Linked DNA regions of Mus musculus: region 2 is linked to region 1. Evidence: chromatin loops called from intact Hi-C (ENCODE). Cell type or tissue: left cerebral cortex. All regions are shown on one strand. Links, peaks and the distances in the headings refer to the core of each region. The heading gives the core; the rest is flanking DNA.

Evidence for each region. Hi-C counts contacts between places; a loop is a spot of excess contacts. Peaks named below come from ENCODE experiments on the same cell type or tissue, not always from the same donor. Only the 100,000 strongest peaks of a DNase experiment are listed, where the experiment ranks them.
Region 2: it touches region 1 in a loop (3.0-fold over the local background); 2 of 42 quality-filtered maps call a loop at or near these places.

The regions. Positions count from the first base shown.
Region 1 is chr11:79,397,289-79,400,200 of GRCm38, reverse strand. The region is part of intron 5 of Nf1 (neurofibromin 1); the gene reads right to left. Among named protein-coding and RNA genes, the nearest start is that of Nf1, 59 kb to the right of the region's middle. In left cerebral cortex, for the core only: a CTCF peak has its summit at 1,653 (motif pointing right); a DNase peak (open chromatin) is centred at 1,659.
Region 2 is chr11:79,251,874-79,254,785 of GRCm38, reverse strand. Wsb1 (WD repeat and SOCS box-containing 1) reads left to right here and starts at 91. Exons shown (of 9, transcript NM_019653.3): 1 at 91-433. The coding sequence starts at 394. In left cerebral cortex, for the core only: no CTCF peak of the experiment used is centred there; DNase peaks (open chromatin) are centred at 724 and 1,430; H3K4me3 peaks cover 1,560 bases; H3K27ac peaks cover 646 bases.

The DNA of each region.
Region 1 (2,912 bases), core at 172-2,671:
TGTGCTTCAGCATCTAATATATGGTTCAGTTTCTCCCTAGCCAGGATTCAGGAATCCAGGGATCAAGGGATAGAAATGGAAATGGTTCCACTCACTATCACCCCTACAGTCCTACAGGAAAAACTTTTACTTTCTGATACCACAACCTTAAGTCTGCTGGCCTACTAGCTTGTGTTCCAGAAGGGGGGAGAACTTTTCTGCCCAAGGCATAACATACATTCCATTGAACTGGAAGCTTAAACTTCTTCCTGAAAACTTTGGGCTCCTGGTGCCCTTTAGAGTCAACAGACATCATCATCATCATCACAACAACAACAGTGTTAGGAGGGGTGGCCCCTCTAGACTTCCAGCGGCTAACTGGATTGCTCTGAAGGCCATGTCTTGAGTACAGCAGATCCTTTAGGGCATCTCTTGATGCTACTTCTTCTGTATTCCAACATATCCTGAACACCAGTAGCTTTCTAAGACTTCTCTAGGACTCCAGCATAATATTAGGACCGCTGGGACATCCAGTCTGGTTCTTGGCCCTTCTGTCAGGAGACAGCCATTGCTGGACTATCTGGGCCACACCTATAGGTTACTCTAATAAATCCCCTTTTGGGTGTGTATAAAGTCTATTTTTTTCTTTCTTAACAAAAATTGTATTTACTCATATTTCTATTCATTACTTTATTATTTTTGTTCTTTTGACAATTTCATACATATATGTAGCCTATTTCTGACTCCTGTCAAACTTCTCCCTCTTATTTCACTATTACCTCTATGACTCCCTAGAATCCTATTCACACATTACATTTTTGTACTCAGTGATGCACTGAGTTTAATTAGGGTCACCTGTGTGACCAGGGGTCTGCTACTATTCATCAGAGAACGATAGGCTGATCAGGTGGTACACAAAAGATAACATTGTTTGCTCTCCCCCAACCCAAATCCATTAGTAGTTCATAGTTCAGCAAGGAAGGGGAGGACCAAATGGACCCTTCTCAGATATATGAAGACTGTAGATGGGACCAGTCTTGTATAGGTCCATTGCTGCTGCTGCTGCTGCTGCTGCTGTGAGATCATGATTTTCATTGGCTGTGTCACGGCCACATGACAGTACTTTGCAGCTCTTCTCATTAGCTTCCAGCTCTTCTACTCTTCCCACTCCTCATTCTACACTGCTCCCTGAGCCTCAGAGAGGTAGCCTGAATGTTTTGTTTTTTTTTTTTTTTTTTTTGAGGGCTGAGCACTTGCCCACTACTTACTCTCAGTATCTTCAGCAGCCATGTGACTCTAAATTTTCCTTATTCATTATACTTTTCAAAGTAGTGTTTAACTCACGAACATAAACCTAAGTATTTTAAAGGCAGCTTGGCGCTTTATCAATTTAACTAAACAACAACAGTAAGTTCCCTTCCAGGGTCAAAGACCTCAGGCATAGGAAGTTAACTAGGTTCACAGTTCCAGGCATGGACTCCCTCTTGGGGAACAGGCTTCAAAACCAAGCACAGAGCATCTGGTTGTTTCCGTATGGTTGTGCCACTACTGCAATGAGTACATCTTGCCTACAAGTTGGTATTATGGGTGGCAGAGATCTCTGCGGTGCGATCCTCATTAATGCCTTTCTCCTCCAGTCTCCCACATACAACTTCTGCACTGTGAAAACTAGCCAGCAGGGGGAGCTCCCACCTCAGTTCTGCTGTGAAACAAGACATGTTGCCTCAGCACTGGGGAAATTGGACTTTTGCTCCCCATCTGAATTCCTTTTGTTGCTCTCTCTTGACTTACTGCCCTAGGTAAGATTTGGCATACTAAACTAAGTTCTAAAAGAGAACTGGAAACTTTTAGGTTGTTTGTTTTTGTTTTGCTGTTGTTTTTGATGCAGTGTTTCAATATATGGTTTTAGCTGGCCTGGAACTAGATCAAACTAGGCTTAAACCAAAGAGATCCACCTGCTTCTGCCTTCTGAGTACTGGCATTAAAAGTCTGCACCACACAAAGTCTGAACCTTAATCTCATTCTAGATTTTGGAGGAACTTCTCCTATTTTCCCCTCAATTAGTATAATGTTGGCTATGGGTTTTATTCATATGCATCCTTTTTTATGTTTTGGTGCATTCATTTATGCCCGCTGAGCTTTTATTATAAAGGAATGCTGAACTTCTGAAGCAAGGGCCTTTTCTGATCACCTGTGATTACCGGGTAATTTCTGCTCGTAAACCTACATGCTGGTTTACTCTATGGTTTATTCTATGTTGTGTTAAACCAACACTGCATCCCTGGAAGGAAACCACAGTGTTCTGGAGTTTTGCTTCTGGAGTTCTGTTGAGAATTCAAGTTTTCTTTTTGTTGCGTATTTATCACTGTACTGCTGGCTTCACAGAATGGTAGTACTCCTTCCTTTGCTATTTTTCTGTAAAGGAAATTTTTGTTTGACTTCGGCAGTGGATTCCATCTGCTCTTGCATTCTTTGTTGGGAGATCTTTTATTACTACTTGAATTGCCTTATAGCTGCTTCAATGTCTTTGATTGCTATGCATCTATTGAGGCTGTTAATACCATACTGACTCAGTTTTGATAGACCTAAGAATTTACCCATTTTTTTTCTAGGTTTACCAACTATTTAGAATATACCCTCCTTCTCTGCACTTCACTAGGACCTGTAGTTAACTCAGCTTGTTCATCTCTAATTTGATGGAGTCTTGACAAGCCAGGACTTGCCAATCCTGCTGAACTTTCCAGGAGCCGACTCTCTGTTTCCCTCTACACAGTTCTTTCATCCTTCAGTTCACTGATTTCTGCTCTGACCATCGTTACTTCCAGCTGTCCCCTGCTGCTGAATCTGGATTGTTCTTGCTTTTCTAAGACCTTGAGGTTATCATTAGGTTATCTGGGATATTTCTGACTTTTTAAATAGTAGACACTCATGTC
Region 2 (2,912 bases), core at 179-2,678, 150 kb after region 1:
CGTGAATCCAGACCATCACGTCCCCTGCGTCGAGGGGCGGGGCCTGATGGTCTGACGTCACCCACTACACCCCGCCTCCCAGATATTATCAGTGCCGCCCGCCATCTTGTCTCAGTGTCTGGTTTGGCGGCGGAAGCATTGGCGGGCTGTGTGAGTCTGTGAGTGGAAGGCGCGCCGGCTCTTTTGTCTGAGTGTGACCCGGTGGCTTTGTTCCAGGCATTCCGGTGATTTCCTCCGGGCAGTCCGCAGAAGCCGCAGCGGCCGCCCGCGCTCTCTCTGCAGTCTCCACACCCGGGAGAGCCTGAGCCCGCGTCACGCCCCTCAGCCCCCGCTGAGTCCCTTCTCTGTTGTCGCGTCCGAATCGAGTTCCCGGAATCAGACGGTGCCCCATAGATGGCCAGCTTTCCCCCGAGGGTTAACGAGAAAGAGATCGGTGAGGCTCGGGATGGAGGGGGAGCGCGGGGTCTACCGGCAGAGCGTGAAGGGGCTGGCTCCGGGGCCCGGGGGGAAAACGGGGGTGGGGGATGGGAGAACGGGGAAGTCCGATGCCAAGGCCCACGAGCGCGGGGGACCGGATGCCCGGGCTCCGGAGAAATGGAGAGGAGCAAGGACTGACGCTGCGTGGCGGGAGGAAGCGGTCCCGCGATGGGCGTCGGCCGGGAGTGAATGGACCCAGAGCGGGCCTCCCGAGTTTGCTCAGCGCCGGGCAAACCCTAGTGACACCATCACAGCTGGGGTGCGGATCGGACGTCCTGGGATTCTCCCGGCTGTGTCTTGGATATCGAATGGACCTGGAGAGTTACTAGCATAGGCTAAGTGGTCTATCCTAGGCTCTCTTTGGTGGGAAGAAGTTGTGAACTTTTGTGTTTTTTGAGGCGCAGCAGGAACAGCAGCATCTGTATGTCCGGTACTCTATTGAGAAAGGGACCTGGAGAGGTGTCAGCGGCGTAGAAAAAAAAGTTTTAGTGTTTTTTAAAGGATGGCGTTATGAAAGTGAAGGGTTCTAAGGAGGGAATATGTTGCCCACCTACACGGGGGGGTGGGGGTGGAAGGAGCCGTGAGAATAGGTGGAATGGCTGAAGGAGGGCTATTGTACAGAGGATGTAGCCGTGGCTAGACCTGTCACGCGTCTGGCTGAAGCCTGGACAATGGGGAGTGGAAGGGCGTGGGCCAGACCTGCCCGTTGGCCCCTTTAAAGCACTTAGCATTATTTAAATTCTCTCAAAGGAGTCACCTTTGAGCCCATTGGATGACATTCGTTGAACAAAATTATCGTCAGTAGACACTGACTTTACAGTTTTGTCAATTGGATTTTCATGTCCATGCTAAAGGTAGGGGCAGGACTCCATGAGTGTGTGAAGAGTTCCAGGTCAGGCTATAACTGAGCTACTACCCTCTTTAACAAGGCACTGTCACACTTCCTTTCTGGTCGTGAAATCGGAGGATGGAATGTGAGGAAGAACTTGAATCTGGTTAGCCTTGTTCAGTGATGACTCATGATGTAAGTGCTATGCAGATAGGTTGGGTTTTAGGGCTGGTTCCCACCCACTGCCCCATTACTTTTTTTTTTCCCCAAAGCACTTTAGAGAAAAACCTTGAGGTTGATAATATTTTACTAGTCAGTACTTGAGTATTTAAAGCAGCTAATTAAAGTATAAAAATCGTTTGTGTCTGTTAGCTAACAAGGAAACGTGAAGGCACTTAGAAAAATGCTGACTATGTAACAATTAGAATGTCTTACATTTGAAGATGAGTTAGTGAATTGTTTCTTGGGGTTTGGTGTTTGAACCAGCCACATCTCTATCTCATTAACACTTTATAAAGAAAAGTAGCCAAATGAGTGTACCCAAGACTAGTTTTTAAAAGTAACCTTAAAGTACAGATATAAATCTCTGGGAAATAAAGTATTCTTCTTAGATCAACTTGGGAGCATTCTCTTTTAAAGCGAATGTTTCCATTGCCTTCTTTTAAAAAGTAGAATTTTAAAACTTGTTTTCCTTATTTGTGAATGAAGTCCTTCCTAAAATTCATTTTGACCAATAGATGAAAGTTAAGCAGGAATCCCAGTTTGGGGGGCTGAGTATGAGAAGAACCCCAGTGAAAGGACCGTGTAAGAGTATATGTAGGCTTGGAGAAATGCAGGAAGCCTGCAGCAATGTGCTCCTTCTGAGGTTTCGCATTGAAAATGCATTCTGCTGGCATTGAGGCTCACCTACTCATGAGTCTTATATCAGACTCATGTGACTGCCAGTAACAGGAATGTGAGCTTATTCTATGTTGCTCCCTTTTGAAGAAGTGGGGGTTCTCTATCACTTTGGTTAAACCACACCAGGAAGTAGTCTCCAGTTCTGGGTATCACCTTTTTAAGGGTTACTACTAATGGGAATGTATTCCAGGAAAATGTAAAAATTAAGGTAGGAAAAGATAGAAAATTGACTCAAAACTTTATAATCTGAAGACTGATGGAAAGAACTAGAACTATTGTATCCTAGAGAAGACTCCTATATAGGTGTCATATGAGGTCATGAGGTCAAGATTGTTCTCAGATCAGATTCCGCTCAATAGGTGGGTGGGGTAGAAGGAAGATTTTGAATTCTTTTGTTTTTTGTTTTATTTTTTCTTTGTTCTCCTTAAGGCAGAATTTCTCTGTGTAACCCGGGAACTCTGTAGAGCAGGCTGGCCTCAAACTCAAGAGATTCTTGTCTGCCTCTGCCAACTGAGTGATGGGATTAGGATTAAAGGCGTGTGCCACTACCATTCAGCAGATTTGAGTATCTAAAAAAGAAAACATTGTTTAAGCAAAATAGTTTTATCTTAGTGATGGGTGTTAGGATATTTTCATACAAGAAGGAAAATTTTAAAATAATGTAGGAGTTCTGAGTTGGAGCCTGGCCTGGTCTACAGAATGAGTT